2 separate regions of the Mus musculus genome follow, and region 2 is linked to region 1. Evidence: chromatin loops called from intact Hi-C (ENCODE). Cell type or tissue: gastrocnemius. All regions are shown on one strand. Each heading gives the region's core, and the rest is flanking DNA. Links, peaks and the distances in the headings are about the cores only. Region 1 overlaps Kcnk18 (potassium channel, subfamily K, member 18). Region 2 overlaps Pdzd8 (PDZ domain containing 8).

The links. A loop is a pair of places that touch in the nucleus more often than their neighbours do. Peaks named below come from ENCODE experiments on the same cell type or tissue, not always from the same donor. Only the 100,000 strongest peaks of a DNase experiment are listed, where the experiment ranks them.
Region 2: it touches region 1 in a loop (8-fold over the local background); 20 of 42 quality-filtered maps call a loop at or near these places.

Annotation. Positions count from the first base shown.
Region 1 is chr19:59,236,558-59,241,938 of GRCm38, forward strand. Kcnk18 (potassium channel, subfamily K, member 18) reads left to right here. Exons shown (of 3, transcript NM_207261.3): 3 at 1-813. Among named protein-coding and RNA genes, the nearest start is that of Kcnk18, 20 kb to the left of the region's middle. In gastrocnemius, for the core only: no CTCF peak of the experiment used is centred there; DNase peaks (open chromatin) are centred at 2,816 and 3,100.
Region 2 is chr19:59,313,813-59,319,193 of GRCm38, forward strand. Pdzd8 (PDZ domain containing 8) reads right to left here. Exons shown (of 5, transcript NM_001033222.3): 3 at 1,446-1,548. Among named protein-coding and RNA genes, the nearest start is that of Pdzd8, 29 kb to the right of the region's middle. In gastrocnemius, for the core only: CTCF peaks have their summits at 1,690 (motif pointing left) and 2,964 (motif pointing left); a DNase peak (open chromatin) is centred at 2,956.

The sequences.
Region 1 (5,381 bases), core at 242-5,241:
TGCCCCTCCCCCCATCAGGCTCTCTGGGGTCCCCTCCTATAGAACATACCCTGTTCACATCTGTCTCCAAGCAGCTTTTGAGGACCAAGAAAAGGACAGTGACAGATGACACGGAGATCTGGTTGGCAAGGTCGGGGAAGGACACACATCCTTTATTTTATTATTGTTTCTTTTATTTGAAGGTTATTTGAAATACCTCACGGCTGTATCTTGTCTCCCTGAGCTTGCAAGCTTAGAAACATGAGTCCTGCAATTAGCAAAGTTAGTTCCTGGGTGAGTGGTGGCTGGTGTTGCAGAGGGGAGCCACAGGGGGAATGCTGTGAGGTGGTAGTTTGAAAGCAGCTGCTGGCCCTTAGGGGCTCACTATTCTGTCTTAGATTCCAGCCGTTGCCAAAAGCGGCTTCTCAGGAGGGTCTTCAGTTTCTCCTTCTGGGTCCTTCTCCCTCTTCCCTGCAAGGATTAAATTCTAAATTCCTCCAACCCTTGAAGATCTACCTCAGGCACTGGAATCAACAAGGTGTGAGCAAGAACCATTGCAAAGACAAAGTGCCCCAGGGTGAACCTTCAGGCCAGTGCTCCTGGTTTTGCCATCTGGCATTCCTCAAGCTTTGTTTATACTGGTAAGGTGTGGCAAAGCCCTGCAAACCCAAATTCATTGACAGCTTCGCCCTTCAAGGGGCTCGCCATGGGGCTGGAGGAGGTTGCCTAGAGGTTCTACAGATACCCACCAAACACTGGGCATTTATCCAGATTGGCACAAAGCAAACCTGAACCAAGTGAATCCTCAGAGCATTAGTGACTTCATGAAAGGTAGTGTGAACTCCTCAGTAACTCCCACCTTTCTTTCTTGGTTATCTATCATCTATGTCTGTCCGTCCATCTGTCTGTCTGTCTGTGTGCATGTGCACATGTGCCAGGGTGTGTATGGGGTGCAGGTAGCAGAGGATAATCTGTGAAGTTGGTCATCTTCTTCTAGCATGTGGGTTTTGGTGACCAAACTTAGACTGTCAAGCTTGGTGGCCATCAATTTGGCCCACACTGAGACATCTCATTGGCTGTCTGTTATTTCTGAGACAAGGTCTCATCTAGTCCATGGCAGCTTTGGATATGGCACGTAGTCAACAATGACCCTGAACTTTTGAACCTTCTGCCTCTACCTCCTAAAGTGCTGGGGCCATGGGAGTCTGCCACTACACCTAGCTCACTCCACGCTGAGGACCAAACCCAGAGCTTCATGTGTGCTAGGCAGGCACCTTACCTACCGAGCTACACCCCAGCCCTGCCAAGTTCTTCTCGGGGCAAAAACAGACATGGAAGCTGTCAGGAATGCACACTATGCAAATTAGATAGACGAATTGCCTTGCTGGTTCACTTATCCAGTCTGCTAGCAACAAAACTTTCCATGGCTCCGAAGATGTGGACCTGTGTGTCTTCCTGCCCCTCACTTCCTACCCTTGTGTCATGCAACCCACAGGCAGCAATGTATTTCTATGTGTGTATTCCAGAAAACAGCCTCTCCAGGTTCAGGAATATGAATTCACGACGCCAAGCCTTTCCTCAATGGCTTCACTTCTTGCTGCAAGCACTTTCTGTTGCGCCCTGACCCCTACTATCTGTCTTATCAGTCTAGACTATGTATTTATATTTTATTTTGCCATGACAAGTACCTAAGAAGACAAAAAGGTGGAAAGGTTTGCTTGGGGTCATGGTTTCAGAGGGTACAGTTAGTGGTCTCTTGGTTGCATGTTTTTGGGATTGTGACGAAGCAGAATAATGTGACAGAAAGAGGTAAACAGGGGAGGAAGAGGGAGAAGAGGAGAAAGAGGGAGAAGAGGAATCAGGGACAAGATACTCCTTTCAAGGGCACCCCTCCCCCCAGTGACTCACGTCTCCTACCAGGACTTATCACCTACTAAAACACACTCACCTATGAACCCATCAATGGGTTAATTGATGGAATCAGAGCCTTAGGATCCAGTCACCTCTGCACAGAGCTATCAGCTGTGGGTCCAGCATTTGACACACAAATCTGTGGGGAGACAGTTCAGCTGCACACTACAGCAGCCCCCTGAATGACCTAGTCACACATTCATCTCTCGTGGGTCTGGAGCATGAAGTCTACAAACAGAATGGTAAGGTTCTTGGAGGATACCCTCTCTTGGTTGATGGACATGCAGAGATCTCATGTGGCTTCCTTGTTTCATAGGGGCATTGATCCCGTCCTGAGTGTTCTGCCCTTCTGACCTCCTCCAACAGCCTCGCCTCCACTGGAAGTTAGTTTCAAAACCTGACTCTGGGTGACACATTCAGTCCTTAGCACTCACCCTCAGGGGCCACTGGTCTGGGCAGGGGGTGTTTTCAAGCATCTCTGATAGGTGCAATTTTGCAGCCAGGGTTGGTGATCAGACCATTGGCTGCTCTCTCAGAGCATGTCCCTTCTCCTGTGGTTTGGTTGAAGACTTGCTCTCTCTGCTCAGTTCTGTGTAGTTTCCTCAAAGGCCCAGATTACCAGAAGTGTGTGTTCTTGCCCCCTGCGTATTCCCACAACATCCAGTCACCAGAATATAATGAGGTTCTAGTTCTCTGTCCCCTGTCTAAACGTGGAGCCACCTGAGTAAAACCACAGTGTGCTTTGCACTGTCTGCCACATACAGAGAGCTCAGTGGGTCTCTCTCAGACTGCTCGGTCGGAGCCATGAGGAGTCTCAACTCACCCATAAGTTCCTGGGCCCTGGAGTGTAGGAGACCTTGCTGTGTCTTTCGCCTGGCTTCCCCTGTACTGGGACCAATGGCGTGGGAGCCACACTAGCCCAGAAGCTGTGACATCACTCTGCTCAGCTGTCTGGCAGCCTGACACTGTTTAACTAAAGGATTAAGTTGGGGTGAGTCCAGAGATGCGTTCAAATGGCACAGCCAGTGAGGTAGGGTGAGGAAACAGATAGTGAGAACTCGAAAGATCCAGTCCCGGAGGAATCCCAGAGACTGCAGAGCTGGCTTTATCAAGTCTGCTAACCATGGAACCTTGTCGGACCTTGGCTGGGCCAAACTAGGAGCAGAATGCCAGATCTCAAATGGCCACCAGGTGGCGCGCCAGACCGTGTCGACCTTGCGCTCCAGGGCCAGCAGGTGGCGCATTCGCCTTTTGCTGCCTCTTGGCTGCTTCAGGTGCCTGAAAAAGCTTCAGGTGGGAGAAGAGCAGCCTCGGAGTGGCCTTGACCTCAAATTTTGCAGTCAACTAAAGGAAAAGAGGCTCTCTCAACCTCTTTCCGCTCTTCCACCCAGAACATCACGCAGACTTGAAAGACATGTAGTCCTGATTTTAAGTTCTCAGTTGACCCAGCATGTAATAACTACTCGAAAAGAAGTCCTCTCTTGGCTTGTGGGATATGTACCCTTCAAAGTCATGACCCCCAGTAATCCCAGTGGGTGAGGCAGCTGGTCCAGACAGCACTCCTTCACTGTCCTAGTGGGAAAGAAAGGGGGATTGCAAGGTATGAGTCCGAATTTAGTAAAGGCTACCAGGACTATCCAGGGCCTCCACAGCCTGGGCAGCTCGGATAAGCAAGGCGAGGCGCTGTAGCACCCGATACACTTGCTCCCCACTCATGTGGCTCTCTAACATTAGCTTTGTTTGCTTGTCGTTTCCCCTCTGCCTTAGCCCGGAACCAATGCACCCCATTCTGCCCTCATGGCATGGATGATACACAGCCTCCTACCTCCCTCACTCCCGCTCCGCATGCTAAGCTCCACCCTCAGGATCCCCAACAACGCCTCTGGACCCTACGTTCCTCTTGTCTCTCTGTCTGAGTGCAGATCCTGCATGCCAGCAGCTTAAACTGTCTCCCTTGGATCTCTTCTGTTTCTGGAGGGTCATGTGTGTTCTGATGTGAGGTCCTGGCTCTAGTTTCTCTCATGAAACTCCCAAGCGGCTGGCTCGAAGCGCATCTGGTATCTGTTCATTTCAAAGTGGTTAGTCTGGTGGTTTTCACTCACTCGGTACCCAGAGTTCACAGCTCAGGCCCTGGAACAGAACCCTAAAAGAGTGAGCTTGGGATGCCCAGTATATACAAACGGCACAGCCTTTCAGGACAGTGACCCGAACTCCTATTCTCTTAAGGAATCAGAGCCCCTGAGATAAGCGCCATGACTTAGGAGCAATGCTGGACCCACTGTGACCACTATGTCTCCCATCAACTCTCTGGACTCGGACACCCAACCAGGCAGGCTGCAGGCATATCTAGGGTAGGGTAGCCTGAGTACCTTGGTTGTTGCCATGGTGATGGATACTCACCTCTAGTCAATGAGAACTCGGAAGCTGATGTGGGTGCAGGACAACAAAGAACATCTCTATCTTGGATACAAATTATGGCTTCTTTTCATCTTCCTTTAACTGCCTTGCTTTGAGCCTTGCAATTTAGATCACAGAATAAAACCCTTTTAAGTACTACATATTAAAAATCATAGGCCATTAAGGAGCCTTTCTGAGGTCTAGGCCCAGGTTGGTCTCTTCAAAAAGTATGTGTAGGAAAGCATAGAGAACTAGGCAAAGTAATCAGCATGTCACTGAGTCAACACGGATTTATTGAACAGGGATTAGATGCTAGGGCAACTGAGGGCTTGCAGTCAGGACTGTGTCCCCATGTCTTAGTTTCCCTGGTGTGCTAGCAGGTTTTACGTCAACTTGGCACAAGCTACAGACATCTGAAAAGAAGGAACCCCAACTGAGAGAATACCCCTATAAGTCAAGCTGTAGACAAACCTGCAGGTCATGTTCTTAATTAGTGACTGATGTAGGAGGACCCAGCCCTTTGTGGGTGGTGCCATCTCTGGGCTGCTGGTGCTGGATTCTATAAGGAAGCAGGCTGAGCAAGCTATGATGAGCAAGCCAGTAAGCAGCACCCCTCCTGACCTGTGCATCAGTTCCTGCCTCCAGGTTCCTGCCCTGTGTGAGTTTCTACCTTGACATTCCTCAGTGATGGATCATGACGTGGAAGTGTAACACAAATAAATTGTTTCCTGTGCACCTTGCTTTTGGCAACATTGTTTCATCACAGTAATTGTAAAGGTATCAGTAAGACTGTTGCAGACTTTTGTGGTTTTGTGTGTGAAGGGGTTCCTTTCCCATCCCTGTTTCACTTTGCTCTGTTTTTATATGTTCAGCTATCCTGTAACACTTGGTTTGCAAAAAGGAGCCATACACGTGTGTGTACATGCATGTGTGCATGCGTGTTGATTATAGGAAAGCAAGGGGAGTCCCCCCTCTCAGCCTTTGTGCAGGCAGGACCCTCTGAATTCACGCTGTCACTTTCCCCTTAGTGTTTGGTCTGAACTTCAAATGTTTGTTTATTTGAGGTGAGCATCCTTCTCTCTTTGAAGACCCAG
Region 2 (5,381 bases), core at 99-5,098, 77 kb after region 1:
GCTGGGAGTGAGAGCACACAACTATAATCCCAGCCACTTGGGAGGCAGAGGCAGAGGCAGGCAGATCTCTATGAGTTCAAACCAGCCTGGTCTATATTAACAGGTTCCAGGCTAGCCAGGGTAACACAGTGAAACTGTCTCAAGGAAAAAAAAAAAAAAAAAAAAAAAAAAAAAAAAGAAGCAACTTAAATAAATGGTGGGCATGGCAATGCTAGTCTCTAAACCCAGTGCCAGGGGCGGGAGGTGGGGCAGGATGGAACCTAGAGATCCAAGTCCCTTAGAGTCCCTGGCCCGCTAGCATAGCCAAAATATGAACTCAAGGTTCAATAAGATTCCCTGTCTCAAAACATAAGGTAGTGGGTGCCAGAGAAAGGCACCTCATATTGAGAGACATATGGAGGAATTCGTAACCTTCTCCTACCACATTCACGATCTTTAACAACTCTTGTGTCTGTCATAACCCAGCTCTGTGAATCAGCCAATCCTCCTCTATCAGTTTAACTTCATTTCTATTTCCCACTCAGGGAAAAATTATTCCATTTCTTCCAAGAAAATCTTTGCTACCCATTTTTAAATTGAAGGATGCACTGAATAGTCAGTAAGGTCTAAGAGCATCCTTTTATAACTTTCATTTTGCTTTCTTCAGAGTAGCAGCTGTCAAGCTCCAGGGACAGCTCCCCACTTTTCAGGGTTACTGACAGCTGCTGCTTCTTTACCCAGTCTTCTACCGAGCATACTTCTAGCTGACACGAGTCCCACAGGAACAGAATCCGTCTGTCTTGAACTGTTTCTCCAGCATCAGAACTTGAGCCCAGCAAAAGCAGCTCTAGATAAAATCCTGCTGAGTGAGTAAGCACAGTGGATGCACACACAGCATCTGAAGCACGCAGGAAAACTAATTCCTTCCAGGGGCTGGGGTGATAGCTCAGTCATAAAGTGTTTGCCTTTTCAGCATGAGGAACCTAAGTTAGACTTTCTAGAACCCATTTTTTTAAATTTTGTTTTGTAAGCATGGTAGTTCTAGAAAGGAGAAAAGACAGGTGGATTTCTGGGCTGGCTGGCCAGCCCATCTAACCTACTTAGTGAGCTCCAGGCCAGTCAGAGACCATGAGAAAGAAACAAAGGTAGATGTTGTCTAAGGAATTACACAGAGCCCTGGCTTTTACATGTGGGCTCACACATGTGCACCTGCACACATGAACAAGTTATAACCTTTGATTCCTTCACTGAAACAACACTGACATTTTGAAAAGCAAGCAGAACAGACTGCTTCTTATGCAGTGTGTTCATTACCAGTTCCAGGTGATCTACTTTGTTACTGATGCTGCTTAGCAAAAAAGAAAATAACTTACTTATGACCAACAATATATCTAGAAATACAGAAATACTAATAAAGGCATACTTATAGAATAAATCTTACATAAATGCAAAACTATGCATTTTACCGTCTTAATAGAACTCCTTTGTTTTTCTTCCCAAACACCACTGCTCAGCTCAAGTGTGCAATGAACATTTGTTTCTCTGTCATAGGATCCAAAAATGAATAACCTGCAGAAAAAAACAGAACAGGAAGGGTACTATACCAATTATATGCAATAAATATTTCCTTCCTGATAATCATAAGGAGAAGTAAACACATTACATTTTAATAGCAATAACAAAAAGAAACATTTGTTACACCCTCTAGTGGAAAAGCCAAGAAAGGCTCAAGTTAAAGGTTTCCTTGGCAGCTGATTTTTCAGTAGCCAAGTTAAATAAACTGAAACATATACTCATGAGGTAAAACAATTGGCCAAATTATCTCTATACAGTAGTAATCAAGAAGGAGATTTTTCAAAATACTGTTGGATTTAAAACCAAAACAAGTTGCACAGTGATGCATATAAGTATATCATTTCTGTAAAATGTAATATGGAGGATACCGCCATCGAATATGACCACACATATTGACTTCACCACCTAAGTGAGCCTAGTTAAATTTTTACTTTCCTAATATGTTTCCCTCTCAGGAAACTGTAGAAAAAAAAAAAACAGCATTAAGGAAGAACTAGTTTTAAAATTAGAAGACAATATACATAAAGTACTTATTAGCAGAGTGGTAAACAAAACAGATGTTCATTATTTATTACTTCTTTCCTTTAAAAATGTGTATGAATGTTTTGCCTGTATGTCTGTCTGTGTACCACGTGCATGTCTGGTGCCAAGAGGGCATCAGACCATCTGGAAGTATAGTTATCGATAGTTGTGGGTGTTGGGAAATCAACAGGGCCCCCTGGAAGGACAGACAGTAGTACTCTTAACCATTGAGCCATCTCTCTAGACTGTCTTTCCTTATGTTGAAAACAACCATTAACAGAATAAAAGAAACACTTAATCCATGTTTAATATTCAGTTCTATAAAGGACACCGGGTCTAATGCTGAGATGACATAAAAATTCTTATATTGAAGAAAAGAAAGGGCATTGTCCATGCGTCCAACTTCTATATTATCCACCCTCACAATGAGACTGAAACCTGCCAGTTCGTCTCTAGAGTGAGCAGAGGAAAACTTTAGCATTTACTAGCATACTAGGTGTTACTCTACTACTTTACCACTACTTAAAGAGCACAGGTAGCAACAAAATAATAAAAGGAGAATGGAAAAATGCACCATGGAAATTTGAGAAAATTATGTCCTAAGTTTGAAGACACTGATCCCCAGATCATATTCACATCTTACGAACTGGGACCATAAACTGAGAATCCTGAATAATTTATGAGGGTAGAGAAAGAAAGTTCCTAAATTTAAATATTAAAGAATCTTTAAAAAAGGCTTTAAACTTAGTGCCTAATAACTATCACCAAAAAGAAGACAGGTTAAACAGATTAAGAAAATCTCTAACTTTAAAATGCTGTTTTTAGAAGAGTAAGAATTCTCATTCACTAAAACACTGCTGCCCTCATCTGCTCAGGGACTGAACTGCCTCAGGCTTCCCCAGCAAGCAGAGAAACTGTACCAGCTGGAGACCCAGACTCTAGGCAGTACTATTGATCAGATCAAGAGTCAAAAACCAGATTTCTTCCTGAAATCATTCTACATTTTTCATAGTGACTTCAAAATGTTTTTAAAATAACACAATGTATAACAAAAAAATTAAGTCAAAACAGTCACATTATTAAATGTGAGATATTGGGCGGGGGGGAGAACCGACAAAACTAAGTCTTGCCCTAGACTAAATTGTACTTTATTATGACAGAAAGTGTAGACTTATAAAATTAGACCAACAAAAAGCTGGCCTCTAGCTTAGTGGCAGAGTACTTGTCTAACTGGTACAGGTCCTGAGATAGGTCCCAGCACAGAGATAAAACAAACAAAACCCCCAAAAGAATTAATTATTTTTATATTTCAAAGGGTACCATCACATAAATGAAACATTTCTCAGAATGAAAAAAATATTTTCAAATGTATTTGATAGAAGCCAAATATTTAGAAGGAAGAAAAAGTTATAATATAACAAAAAACATAAAATAACACAATTTTAAAATAGGCAAAAGGAGACAGGCTGGAGAGATGGGTCAGAAATCAAGACCATTTACTGTTCTTGCAGAAGACCTGGGTTTGGTTCCCAACACTCAGACACTTAAAACTATTTATAACTCCAATTGCAAAGGATCAAGTCTTCTCTGACTTTCCTGGGCACCATATGCACACGGTTGCACTTGTTATTAACCATGAAACTAATACAAACCCAAACCACTTCAAGCCCATTCACTAGGCTGTCTACAATCTTTAAAAAGAAAAGGGTTAAAGAGAAACTGGGGTGTCATGCATTACTATTAAAATGTAAAATGGTACAGTCACTTTGGAGAATAGTTTGTCAGTTGCCTAAAAAGTTAAAATATGAAGTATATCTTAGCAATTCTGCTCCAGCGGAGTATTATTTGACAACACTATGAAGTATTTACTAGAACATTCTGTAATATGGGTGAAATATAAAAGCTTGCTGTGCCGGGTGGTGGTGGCGCACGGCCTTGGGAGGCAGAGGCAGGCGGATTTCTGAGTCTGGTCTACAGAGTTCCAAGACAGCCAGGACTATACAGAGAAACCCTGTCTCAAAACAAACAAACAAACAAACAAACAAACAAACAAAAACTTGCTAAGTCAAAAAAGTCAGTCACAAATGAACACATTAATTCCACTCACATTAAATTTTTAGAATAAGTAAATGTATAGACAAGCGGGCAGAATCATTATAGGAGGCTATTGTTTTGAACTGAGTTCCTTTACTGAACCCTAAAAGAACAGACTATTAAACCAAAATGGAGTCACCCCTGTTAAATGCCACATCATTCAGGCTAGAGAGATAGACCATAGGAAGTTGCTTGCTACACAAGCACAAGAATTTTGAGTTTAGATTCTCATGACTCACATAAAAAGTCAGGGGTGAAGGCATGTGCCTATATCACTAGTGCTGGGGTGGGAGAAGGGGATACAGGTGGAGCTTCGGGGCTCACTGGCTCTATATGAATTGATGAGCTCCAGGTTAAATAAGTTGAAGTAATAGAGGAAAACACCCAACATCTACCCTCCCCTCCCCACCTCACCCCTTTACACAATGTCACATAATCAATTTGAAACTTGAAGGAAATAAATGCCCAAACAGACCAATCTGTCCTGAAAACAGATTTCAACCTATCTCTACCAGCATAATAAGCAAATCCATTCTGCTTTAATGTTTACAGAAGAGTAACCTGGAGTTGAAGAAATGGTTCACGGGTTAACAAACAGTACTTGATGCCTTTCCAGAGGACCCAAGTTCATTTTCCAGCACCCATATCAAATAACTCCAGCTCCAGGGGGATCTATCACACTCTTTGGGCCTTCATGAAATACCAACTCTTTTGTCTCTCCTCTACCCTCTCCTTCCTACCTTCCTTCCTCTTCCCTCTCTCCCTCCCTCCTTCACACACACACACACACACACACACACACACACACACACACACAGAGAGAGAGAGAGAGAGAGAGAGAAGAAACAACAACAACAACAAAAATGTAACCTGATGTTAACTCATCAGCTTTTTTCAGTATTGCTGTCTGATCCAATTTTATAAACCCCACTGTTTGGCTAATGTTTGGTGGGCATGCTCATGCATTTTATAGAACAGGGGTTAATGAATTGAAAGTTAAAGCTAACTGGATCTATAACTACATTTGGCATACTTCTGTTTTCTGACAAGTGTTACTTGGAATTAGGAAAGAGTAAAACTAGAGGAGAATGAAGATGGACTACATAATGAGGTTATGGGAGAATGAGTAGATATATACAGCTGCTGGGGGTGGGGGCATGGGAGAACCTCTAGAAAGTCCCAGAGATCTGGGATGGGGGAGCCTCCCAGGA